Regions from separate parts of the Mus musculus genome. Here region 1 is linked to region 2. Evidence: chromatin contacts called from ENCODE Hi-C data. All regions are on one chromosome and are shown on one strand. Each heading gives the region's core, a stretch centred on a gene start or an enhancer-like site at or near the end of the contact. The rest is flanking DNA. Distances are from core to core; before and after follow the strand shown. Region 1 has its middle 55 kb from the start of Gm33073. Region 2 has its middle 210 kb from the start of Mir3961.

Region 1 (6,796 bases), core at 1,118-3,617, 160 kb after region 2:
AAAAATGATTCCACCCTTGATTCATAAGCCCCCAGTTTATAATATAACCATTATAAAGATGTACATGTAGTAGAGTTCACCCTACTGTTGAAAGTGGATTTATTGAACATTGTTTTTGCACAGTTTCTGTGCTGGATAGCTAGCTCTTCATTCCTCAACAAAATATAAACTATTAGTTAAGATTAACACACACACACAAACACACACACACACACACACAAGAAACAGAAACAAACGTCATATCTTAATTGTAATTACAAAGAGTAGAGCTAAATAAATATGCACCTATATTGCTTGTTACATACTTAGGAAATTTGAAAAATATAGGGATTCCAAAAATTTCAGACAACCTATTGTTTGCTGTAATTACAGTGAAAACTCTCAGCTTAAGTCTATCAGTTGCCAAGTAATTTGTCCAGAGATTTTGCCAATACCATTTTCAATATATTAGACAATAAATTGTAAATTTTATATCTCAACTCACATAAATGTGTGAAAGTTCATTGATGTTGTCTACAGCTCCATGGTACATAGAAATTGCTGCTGAAAAATACTTCTTCATAGAACTAATGAATGAGTGAGTAAGTGAATTCTATCTTTTTCAACCCAATGATCATCCTTGGAAAGTGGTGATGTATAAGTTAGGTATGCAAAATATACTTCATCATACACTCTGCTAAGGACAGTTATTTCTTGCTATCTATAAATGCTTTTGCTAACTGGAGAAACAATTGCTTCTTCCTGCGAAATCTCCATCTTTCGTTCTAATTCTAGAGGGAGTGGGGCTTGAGAAGGAACTAGGTAATATAGACAGGCCTGAGTCACACATTTCACCTAAGTCTCTGTTTTCTCTGAGACTGGTGACTATAACTGTGACATCTACAGTGATCTTGACTTCAGAAGAATTAATAATAATTTCTACTATGTTCTAAGGAATGAAACCCTTTCCTCATGAAGGAAACCTACTAATAATTTAAGTATTTGTATTTTCCATTCTTGTTTTGAGTATTCTGTCTCAAGAAATTGACAATAATTTTATCTGAAGTTTAAAAGTTGGGAAAAGAGGATCTTTTCCAGAAAATCAGTTCTAGATTTTAACTTGGCTTCTTAATTTCTTTTAGAAATACATTATCATTTATCACACTTATGTGAGTTGAGTGATAAAACTTTTAAAATTGTTATCTAATAAAATCAGTCATCCAATTTTTAAAATATGATCAAATGAAGCAATAATTGTACTTATTTTCCTACAAAACAGAGACAGAATTTAGTGACAATGAAATTGTTAAATCTACTTCATATCACAGATGCTTTAATCATGTCTCTTTTAATTTTTAATACAAGAATTGCCATCTTTTGAAGTGAAATTGTGAATATGCTTTTGCTACCAAGATATAATATTTATGCCATTATTCTTTATATTTTAGTGAACTTATATGTTAATTAAAATATAAGGAAATGGGTAAGTTTCCTTTCAGAAGTGCAGCCTGCTCCTTAGCGAGGTGAAGAGGAAAAAACTTCCAACTTCACAATAATTCCCTTTTTGTCCTCATTGCGTTGTGAATTCTCTTTTTGATTCTACAACAATGAATTTCTAGAATTGAGAAATTGATGATAGGAAACATAAGATTCTTCTCTCACTGAGGTTTACTAAGCTTCACCACTATAAAAATATTTAGTTGAGATGCTTGATTCCAGCTATTTGTGTAGACTGCATTGTCTTTAATTCCACAATGCCATGAGATAGGGGTGAATTACTTTAAATTGTAGTAGTAGCCAGGAGTAAAATGTGTCACTATTTTTAAATTTTTGCCTCATAATGGCTGCATCCAAACTATATTCTATTCAATTCAAGTATAAAAATCAATGCCCACTGGACATGCAGTGAAAGTTTAGAATTTATTTTCATATTTTATCATCAATTAAACTGATAAATGTACAAATTGTGCAGTTCACTTACTGTTTGGTAACCTTGAAGAAGGGAAACCCAAAAGGGTCTTTAGAAAAATAAGAGAAATTTGTTGACAAGATAAAGTCTTCAATGTGACTAAGTTTACTATCCTAAATAAATTTAGCTTTATCAGGAGCTCAGGAAAGCAGGAAAACAGCAGTAGCAACAACAACAAAGCATGAATCCTTTCTCCATGCACAAGGGTAATGTAAAATCATCTTGTTAGAAATAAAGCCTGCAGGGTTCTGTTTCCAGGGCTCCACGCTGGAAGACAGGAGGGTTGCCAGCAATTGTGCTTGTGAAAATTTCTGTAGCTAGCCAAGAACACTAAGATGGTTTTCCAATGGTATGAGCAGGGTTTCCTACTCTGTGGCAAGCATGGCTTTGAAACCAAGAAAGTTTAGTTTGCCCTTCAAGAAGAGTGATTTATGGGAGGAGGGGCATATTCTACTCTAAAAGGGTAGCAGAACCTTGCCCGAGGCAGTGTTGTGACATTGCCAGGGACGATGATTGTGAAATATTGAGTGCATGTTTTTGTGGTGATGTCTGAAAGTACTGGCTACTGCGGTGGTGTCTTCCGATCCTGCATGTCTATTTCTGGATCCACTTGCTTATAATTACTAATGAAGACACGACTCTGAAAGGAGAGGTGACTTCTCCTTCAGTTCTTTTATATCCATTGACAGATGGTTTCTGGTGAAAGTTTCTAAATAATTCTTTCCTACTTTCTGTAAGAGAATATAGTTCTGTTCACTAATTGAATGAATAAGATATTCTAAAGGTGATTCGATTTTCAGTATTATAGGCTACCTGTGTGTTGATCTAACCTTGGGCATCTATCAAGAACTGTCTCTAACTACTAAAGTGCATGTTGCAAATAATCAGCCGACTAAATCACAGTAACTAAGGGAAATCAGGACAAGTCTAATAGTAGCCAAGCTCTAAATAGGACTTTACATAAAAATAGAAAATGTGACTCAGAATACAGTACTAGTTCTTCTTAGAGATGTGTTCCCAACCATCAGAGTCAGCGTGGGCTCTGCCACTTGGAAGTATGGCCTAACAGGCTAAATGGGAAGAGGAAAGGGGGAATTTTCCCCAGACTCTCTTTTAAAATATTATTTCACATTATTCCATCATGCTTATAGGATACAATTTCTGCCTACTCATTTTCTCATTTCCTTAGTAGTAAGTTTCAGTAAGCCTTACATTAGAAGAGTTGCTTTTCTGTTCTAATGACATTGTAAGTTCACAAAATATATCTTAGGTAAACAAATGTTTGGCTTTTGTTATTTATTTATTAGCTGAATGATCACCATATCAAATAAACACAGCGATGATTTCTGCTGTGACACACCATGCATCAAAGACAGAAAAGACCATAGAAAGGACAGGACAGAAACACTGTCATATTTATATCTACCAACTTGCAAGGCCATTTGAGAAGCTCCATTTGGACTCCAGTCTCTCAGTAGCTCACAGGATTGACATTTCTTAGTTGGCTGAAACTACAAATTACGGGTAAGTATAAAAATTGTAGATATTTATTTTCATAATTCTAAGTATAGTGCTTTCACATACTCTTTTTTTTTTCATCCTGTGTTTATTTGACACATTAGTCAAATTCAGTAGATTTTTAGAAATCTAATAGTAAGGAGAGGTAGAATGGGGGGTGGGCAGGAAAGCATTATAACAATCCCTGTGGGGCATTAACAGGGGGATTGTACCCACATCTGCTTTGGGGTGGGAGGGAATTGTCTGCAAGTAAAGAGGACTGAAACCCCTCCTCTCCCTTCTCAGCCTTGAACAGCAGGTGTTCGAAGTCCAGTTGCACAGTAAGTTCCTGTAAACAAAACTACTTATTTATAGACGGCTTCTCAGTACTGTTTCCATGAGCTCAGTCAAAATGCGACCAGGGTCACACATCAACTGAAAAGAAAAATAAAATCCTTATATTTGAATTGTCACAATTAACAAGGGCATGAAGATAATCTTTGGGAGGAACTCAGGATTATGAGTGGACACAGGTTTAAAGAAACACAAAAACAAACCCATGAGCTCCTGCTTTTAGAGCAAAACGAAATAGGGCTGACATCATGGAAATCTGCCAGCCGACCTAAGCAAAATGTAACGTGCCTACTTCTCCTTTCTAGTCTTTCTTTTTTCTATATAACGTTCATGGGAGCCAACATTGGGGGAGGGGAGAGCGTTAACCTCAGTACACACACACACACTATGAGGTGAAAAGTTAAATCATTCAAATATTCAAGGTTTCCCATAAATTGTTTCCTTTTGAAAATTTTGAATGGCAGAGTAAAATACCAATATCAATGCCTTCTTTTACTATGCATTATATATAAGTCAGTATTTTATAACTAGTCTCACAATTCTCTCTTTGTGAAAATTTCACATGTATTTTAGAAGATAAAGTCTTCAACAGTTTTAATATATATTTACGTTATACAAAATAACACCTTGGTTTTTGTTGTTTATTTCTTCTTGTTTTGTTTGTTCATTTTTGGTTTTATTCTTGGGCTTTTGGTTTTGATTTTTGTTTTTCGTCCTTTTTGTTTGTTTACTTAAGAGTGAAAGAAGGCATGGGTTTGAATTGGTCAGGAAGTGGGAAAGATTTGAGAGATGAGGGAGAAGAAACTGATCAAAATATATTGTATTAAAAATCCTTTATTTTCAATAAAAAATTAAAAAACAGAAGGCATGTAGGTATTTGAATAGATGAACATAGCAAATTTTAAAAACAATTTTATTAATTTTTAGAGAATTTCATACAATTGGATTTTAATCATTTCTTAACTCTCCCTTAACATCTCCCCCACCTACCTACTCATCCAACTTTATGTTCTCCCTCCCTCTCTCCCTCCCTCCCTCCCTTCCTTCCATCATCCCTCCCACTCCATCAGTATAACTATTTCACACTGACTTTCAAAATCTTAACTACATTCAAGAGTTAAACATGATTAGTTGATAACCTTCACCTTAAGAAACTATGCTTTATGAACAAGTTAAAATTAAAGCTTTGCTAAAGCAGAGATATAATTCTCACTCGTAGCAAACAATAGGCAGCTCTTTACATATATATTAAATGAATCTATAATATATGAAATCAATCACAATGCAACACATGAAATAAGTACAAACTGAGGAAGGACGAGTAAACCCTTAGCCAAGTGATCCATGGAGATCTCATGTAGCTGCTTGAGCTTAATAGCTTTCTATTAGGCAACAGCTCAAAATGAGGCATTCTTGAGCAGAAAGTGCTAAAAGGAAGTGACAGGCAGAGGGGACAGGAAGAATACCACACAGTGCTAAAGGAAAATGCAGGATGTGAACAAGTGCCATGGAAGAGACAGATTCGGCTTGAGTGAGCAGAGAAATTTTCAGAGAAAGCAGATTGTAGTTAGATTTAAAAGGCATGTCAGATAGTCTGTGGAAAGTCATCTCAGGTCTCCTGGAGTGTATCTCTATTTATTTAATTTAAAAACTTTGAATGCACATTAAATGAAAGATGGTCACAGATGTCTCTATAGATACTACACATATGCATTCAACTGCTTTATATTTACTATCTTAAAATCTTGTTTACATATTTGCTTACTATATTTTAACACTAACCCATGTTAAATTATAATCTCCATGAGAAGAGAAAACTTATTCTTGTTCCTCATATAGCTAGTGTCTAGTAAGTATTGTCACATACTAGGAGTATCTTAAGTGGTTGATGAAGGGAAAAGATGAATAGCTGGAAAGTTGGTTAACTTGTATTAAGGTGTAAATACACTGGCTAGAAGTAGCAGGACAGATCCACACACATGTTAGCCTAATACCCACTTGGGCAGTAAAAGCTGGGGGTGGGAGAGAGTTGCCCCACATTTGAGACTGGATTTGAAAATTCTAGACAAGAGCAAGGGTTAGAAGTTTGAGTAGAGGAGCAATGAGCTGTTGCCAACCAAATACTCCAAAGTATTTGTCTAATATAAACACTTTTCATTAAAAAGTGGTTTTTTTTTCCTTTAAAAAATGGAGGTGGGAGGTTGGATAATTAAAATAGTACTTTATAAACACAGTAATTGGAAGCTGCTTACTAGTGTAGAAATGTGATAGAGCCATCTGACAGTATAAGACCCTTAGTTTTAAATAGTTTTATCACACTACTTTGTTTTTGTTTTTAAACACCTACTCTTTAATCTGTGTTGCTTCTGCTAACTCCAGAAGAAAAGGAAAGCCATAGGTAAAGAATCTCTGTCTTCATGTGGTAGGAGCTGTCTCTGCTTCTATGTTCTGAGTCACCTTGATTCTTGCTCTGCCTGCAATCACCAGCTGGAGGCTCTGGAGAAAGATAACTAGCAGACAGCAAAGGCAGTGCAGCTGATGTGCTGTATCTATCTGGTTTTCACTCCCTTTCCAACAGCAGCTATGTCCCACTGGAAGTCCTACCGCTAACTCATTCTATACAATTCCACTTCTGCCTAGCTCTAGATAACTTCCCTTCAGCTCCAGGGACCACCTGCTTCTAGGGGTGCTAGCTCTGCACTCCAATTGTTTCCTTATTTCTTCACTTAATTCTTTCACACTTCTCTCAATAATCCCTTGTTTGAATTACATTTTCTACCTTAACTATCTTGACTTTAAAACATCTGAGCTTAATAACAGAGCAAGAACTTAAAATACAGAAAGTGAAAGTGTAGGCCATATATTTTAATAGTGAATCTGCCTTCTTTTGTCATGTTTCCAAAATACCACACCAAATTATTTTAACAAAAACAACAAACAAACAAACAAACAAACAAACACAAAACAGTAGCCCCCCTGTTGTTACAGAATACAGAC
Region 2 (6,163 bases), core at 3,173-5,672:
GCTGCTTTCCTTTTTACAAATTCAGTTATTCCTCGAAGAAAAGGTTAGATATGAGAAAGCTAATTCCAACATATGTTCTCACTAATCAAGGTGTATGACATAACATTTATCAGGAACATTATCTTGAAAGGAGGCTTTGGAGAAATCAAAATGAATATTTGCTATAACAAAATAATTTTATGGAATCTTTGGATTCATTTTTTTTCCTTCTCCATTCCTTATTGTACTACTAAAATCAAGACTGTATGTGCATGTCAAATACATTGGATCATGCTACCAAGTAACTTTACTCTGTCACACATAGATGTGGCAACATAAAGGACCCAGGGATACCCACTAACTTCAGATGTCATTCTCTACCCCTCCCCCAGCTTTCTATTTTAGTTGAAATTTCTGTGAAAAAAAAATGGCTACTTCTCATTGGTTCTATGATCATAAGAATTTCAGAGGCCACTGCTAGACAATTCTAGTGATGTTCAATCACATGTATCCCTCAGCCACTTGGATGTACTTTGATGAAAAAGGAATGCTGGGGATGCTATGTTTAAAAGCAGGATAATACTCTCTCTTGTTGATGAAACAGAATAAATATTTTTCTAACAAGTGAAAGGAGTGAGCTGTTTTTTTCTTTTTTTAAGTTCTATTATTGGAGATTTAAACAGAAATGTTCTTTATAATTACGTTTTGAAACCTTGTTCTTTATTGACAGTATTTCAAACACAATCAAAACTGTGCTGTTGTGTGATAGTGTAACACGTTTCTGTCCAGGATCGCTATGTCACAGGCTTCTCAGCTCATTCTCATAATAATAAAAGGTAAAGTGACAAAAACTAGTGAGGACAGGAGGAGTGTCTGTCACACAGGGAGCTTTTCACCAGCCATTCTTGCTGAGCAAACTCTGGTCCAGTCTGAGGTCATGGTTGTTCCAGAATCTGAGTGGTTAAGGATATTTCGGGATGCTTTCATTAGAAGGTACAAAGTACAGTTTAGAATCGGGCTTGGGGCGCCACTATGTGATTATGGCAAGACGTGCTGACCACTGGGATATTGCTGAGCCAAGTGGGCAGGGAGTTAGTCTGACCTCCTTGGAGCCAAGTCCGCAGGAAGCCACCACCCAGCACACCTCCTTAGGACAAGATGAAGCATTTAGTGTTCAAAATGTTCATATGAGCAACAGATGTTTTTGTAAGACAAAAGTATTGAGCATTTCAAGTTCTCTGTTTATGAACCTTCTGACCATTCTATTTTTAAAGGACCTGGTATCCAAAAAAGTCCCTTGATTTACTTTAGAAATCCAACATCCTTTCTGCTGTTTCATTGGAAGACAAGGATCCTCGTAGAAGATCTCTAACCACAACACAGTTTAACAGGCTGTATGGTTGTTTCCAGGACCTTGTTAAGAGAACCACTATAAAACTCAGGTATTTTGTTAGACTTAATACTTTGAGCTAAAAACCTTAATTTACATTTGAGGGTAAGAAATCATTTCTTTTTGCATTTCATGTTTAATGCTTCCTTCACTACTTATAAATCCCAAACTTGATGGTTATTTTTTCCTCTGTCTTCGTTCAGCCTGTTTATATAAAGCAGAAAAATCAAAAAAGTTAAAATGAGAGAGAATTTGGAGGTGTTATTTGATAACCATGACAACTCAGGAAGCAGAAAGAAGAAATTTGAAGTCTATTATTTGTTTTAGAAGTAGGAGAGAAGCTGGCAGTGGATACACTAGTATGCTTTTACCTGGCACACTCGGAAGCCTGGAGGAATGGAGTGAAGCTGGAAAATGGGAAGATGTTCATACAAAATGCATAATAGGATATCAATTCATGCCATTTTATCCTACTGAAATATCTCCTCGAGCCTTCCAATTTGAAAACATACTGTTATGCACTGATATTCTCAAACTAACACATTACTATCTTTTTCTTCCTCTCCCATAACTAAGATACATAAACCATCCCTCAATAAGGTCTTTACTGAGATATATTTTATATCTTCCTAAAAATTATAGAAAAGGGTAAAGAAAGGTGATAAGCTAGACAAAATAATTTTGAGAAACTGTATTTAAACATTGAGTTAAGGTGTCATGGGTTTCAGTATGGTTCATTCAGTATGATTCAGATAAGTCAAGCTCTAGACCTTGTACAATTCAAAATTCACAGTCCAAGCTTGGGAGGCACGAGAAGCAAATATATATCACACTTTACCCAGGTTGCTCTGTCAAAACAGGAGGGGCTGTGCTGTTCAAAACTCCTTAAACAGAGATAATATCAAGAACAATGAAATTTGAGCTTCTATATAAAGAAGTAATTATATTAAATCCAGTCCTACTGCTCTGAAGTCTATCCTCACCCGTGAATGTATGCCTGCGTGTGTGTGTGTGTGTTTGTGATTTTCTTTGCCACATATTTGTCTCCTTTTTATGCCCTCTCTCATTGTTTCTTTTTCTTTCCTTTCCTCTTTATAATATATTTTAAGGTCTTCTCCAGCAATTCCAGGCCATCTGTCTTCACCATTCTAAATAAGCAGCCATGGACACATGGCTGCCTCCTCCAGACTGACAAAGGCTCTGGAGTACAGCTAAGAGAGATGACCCAACAGCAGTGGTGAAGAGCCCTAAAAATATTTAAAGGAAAAAATAGCAAGACTTACTTTTTTCTTCGCTCGACACCTCTTTTTTTCTTGAGTTTATTTCATGGTTTATCATTAGTATATGCCCTTACAGAATGCATTTGCATAATTGCCTGCCAGATAGATCTAAGCTTATTTTAAAGGTAACGGAATCTTATAGCATAAAAAGAAATTACAAACTTTAATTTCCTTTTATGTCAAGATTGCATACAGTCCCATGCAATACAACTGTAAAACATTAAAAAAGCAGGAAGGTGATAATATGTAGCAAACATTACTGAAATTTCTACTTCTGTACCAGATACAGGGAGTTCAGAAATGTATTTTTAGCAATTTAATAAGAATTTCATCCAATGAATAGACATGCTTTTTTAAATAACTCACATAAATTCTAAGACAGTAAGGACACCGTTTTTCTTTTTAAGTCAACAAATTAAAATTTTATATAAAAGACATTGGACGTGTTCCTTTTCCAGTTTTCTGCTCATTGATTTTTTTGTTTGCATAGCAAATTGAGTCATTTTATTCCCAGTGAATACTATCCTCTTATATAAATTTGTTGGTTTATTAAATCATTTTATCTAATGAGAGATATTTTAATTGGATGTAAATTATCACTATTTTTTTTACAGCAGATGCTGTGTGAATTACATGAACTTATATGAATTTCTGAGCTACTCATAAGTATTCAGAAAACTGCTGAAACCTGTTAGCAGAATAGAAGATAAGATACTTCTATTCTTTTTATGGGATGAATGCTGCATATGTAAAAATTGTTAGGCATTTTCTTCCCTGAGACGTTATTTATAAGCAAATGTCTCTTCATTGTCAAGTCTTATTATACAAGCTTACACCTGTATAGGTCACTGAAATATAGGCACTTCAGATACAGGAATACTGGACACCACCTGACATATCCCACCTCTTAAAGAAAGATTTTTAAATCATCCATAGGCCACCCGACAGCACTTTGAGTGATCTTTTTTATTTTTGTTGTTAATTTGGTTTGGTTCGGTTTTGCTTTTTAAATAAAACTGCTTCTTCAAAATGTTGATCCTATCTTAATTAGTTCTAATAAATTAATTTTTTACAACATATAAAAAGAAAAGAGTGATATAAAAATTTGTCCTCGAATTATATACAAACCACACTGTGTAGTTGCTACAACAAAATGGCAGCCAGGCTTTAAAAATATTAAAATCCTAACCACTTGAAATACATACTAGGATTTTGGGACTGACAAACATTTTTGAAAATGCATATATGCTACTAAAAGCAGACTTCCCAGGGCTCTGTGTTCTGTGGCTTATGTGCTGCGTGGTGAGAAGGACGTGTTGGGGAAGGAACTGCACATAGAATGTCATTAAGACACGTGTTCATCCGTGTGTGTCTTGCATTGTTCAGTGTTTTTTATAGAATGTTTCCCCTTTCTAAAAAAGCATGTAGTGGGTGTTCAGTGGGTTCTTTTGCTTTTCATTCTGTCAATTAGAACTTTGCAACTAATCCTAAAAGGGAAACAAAGTACAGTAGAGTTCCCAGCTTAAAGTTTAGAAAATGAGAGTCCTCATATTCAGAGTAAGATTTATACACATGAATGGAAAATCATCAAAATATTTTATTTAAATTAATAAGAAAAGGCAAAGCACTCCCTGAGACTGATAAAACCATAAGGAGAGATATGCCCAGGACATGAATTGATATGAACGCAGAACTTCATATGCAGTCATTTTCTTTATGGCTAATGCTTCAGTATGGGTGGCAGAGAGAATAGATCGTGGCTCCAAATTTGATTTTTCCAATCGTGGTTAATCAGGCCCTCTTTACCTACAAGAGATAAATCCCCATGGAAGAGAAGTAGATGAGGAGAGAGAGAGAAAACGCACATGGCCGGTTCCAAAGCTGCATGCCTCTCCAAACCCCAGACTGCTTCATATACGTTTCTCTCAGTGATGATTTCTTTCTCAGTAATTCTTTTTAGTTGACCATATAAAATTCCTGATAATTTTAAAGGAATAAAGAATCTAATCCAGATATGGGTTTTTCAGTATTGTACGCTAATCCCTTAGGAGGAAAGTAACTAAGCAATCACTTTTAAATAACTCACTGGGAAGCAGCGCAATAATGGAGTGACAGATAGGCTGATGCTAAATACACACAAACAGTAAACCTTCTTCCATGTCTTTCTTGGTGGCATCACTCACTTTCATGAGCCTCAGTTTCCTTCTTTGTAATTTAAGGAAAGTAATTGTTAGATTGCCTAATGGTTATTAATGATAAACATGGTAATATATGCAAAATGCCACAGAGGTCTCATCCGTAGAGTATATGCAGAGTATATGCATAGAGTATATGCAGAAAATACAGTCTTCTATTTCTACTTGGATTCACTAGAAGCACATGAGCAATTTAAGCACCAGTAAAATGAATCCTCATGCAATTTGTGAAACAGTCAGAATGGATCTGAGATATTTTTAGTGCTGAAGTCAACAGATTTCTTAATAAAACCTCTGAATAATAGAAAGAGAATTTTCATGTTTAAAAAACACATGCGGGTAACTCTGGTGAGGGAGTTTTCTTTTAAAAAATCCCCCTATTCAGACACAGAACCATCACAAGCCCTAAGAAGTTGTCATATCTACAGCAAACAACTGATTGCCTTTAAGCTATCTCCAGATTCATGGAGAAGAAAAATATGAATGTGGACTATGTTACATTCAAATAAAATGTTAATAGTTTTACAGTGAAACAAATTGTAAGGGTGCAAGCTTAGGTAATAAGTAAACTTTTGTTGTGTATAAAGAAATTGTTATCTCCCTCAGTATTTGACTGTGAAAAGTAAATTTAAACTATTTTAAATTGACAATTTGTTTACCATGGTATGAAATAAATAAAGAATACATAATCTAAAATTAAATTGCAAATTATCTTTTAAAACTCATAGTAATGTTAATTTCCTTTACACAATCATTTTAATCCTAATGAATTAACACGAATTGTGTCTTTTAATTTCTTATAGATATACTCTGTATTGGTCCACATGATCAGGACATAATTGATTTGTAACTCTCATACAGAACCATTTTTACATAAAGATTACATTCTGAAACAAGAAAATGTCAGCTTTGAAAAACTGTACTAAACCTAAATGATGCATGAAAGTTTAACATTTCCTTTCTCTACCTTTCTGGTTGAAAAAAATAAAAAGGATTTACAACTGATGAGTGGTATTAAAAATGTATTTTGTCTCTTTTTGGGTCATCCCAGTAGACACTATGTTTGTCTCCTAAACAAGTCTGTAAGTGTGGTATTATATTGTAGTTGATTCTGAAAAAAAGTATGAACAGATATAATTATGTCATTGGCAAGAATAATAAAATCAATAAATATCCATCTCTAGGTGATTAGAGTCATTTTTAAGCATGTGATGACAAGGTATGCCAGGTAATTCAAACATTAATGCACATTAATACACATTTGTGAAACTATAAATGTTGGCTTTTCATTCAAGAAAACAATTTGAGAGAAAAGCACT

What was found. A loop is a pair of places that touch in the nucleus more often than their neighbours do.
Region 1: a map of mature B cell shows a loop between it and region 2 (2.2-fold over the local background). The contact joins two enhancer-like sites. A Hi-C loop is called at or near these places in 1 of 37 maps with a recorded cell type or tissue (mature B cell).

What each region holds. Positions count from the first base shown.
Region 1 is chr13:83,062,477-83,069,272 of GRCm38, forward strand. No RefSeq gene overlaps it. Among named protein-coding and RNA genes, the nearest start is that of Gm33073, 55 kb to the right of the region's middle. Within about 2 kb of position 2,368, at least 1 of the 3 ENCODE cell types and tissues checked has a DNase peak (open chromatin) inside an H3K27ac peak, as active enhancers do.
Region 2 is chr13:82,905,352-82,911,514 of GRCm38, forward strand. No RefSeq gene overlaps it. Among named protein-coding and RNA genes, the nearest start is that of Mir3961, 210 kb to the left of the region's middle. Within about 2 kb of position 4,423, at least 1 of the 3 ENCODE cell types and tissues checked has a DNase peak (open chromatin) inside an H3K27ac peak, as active enhancers do.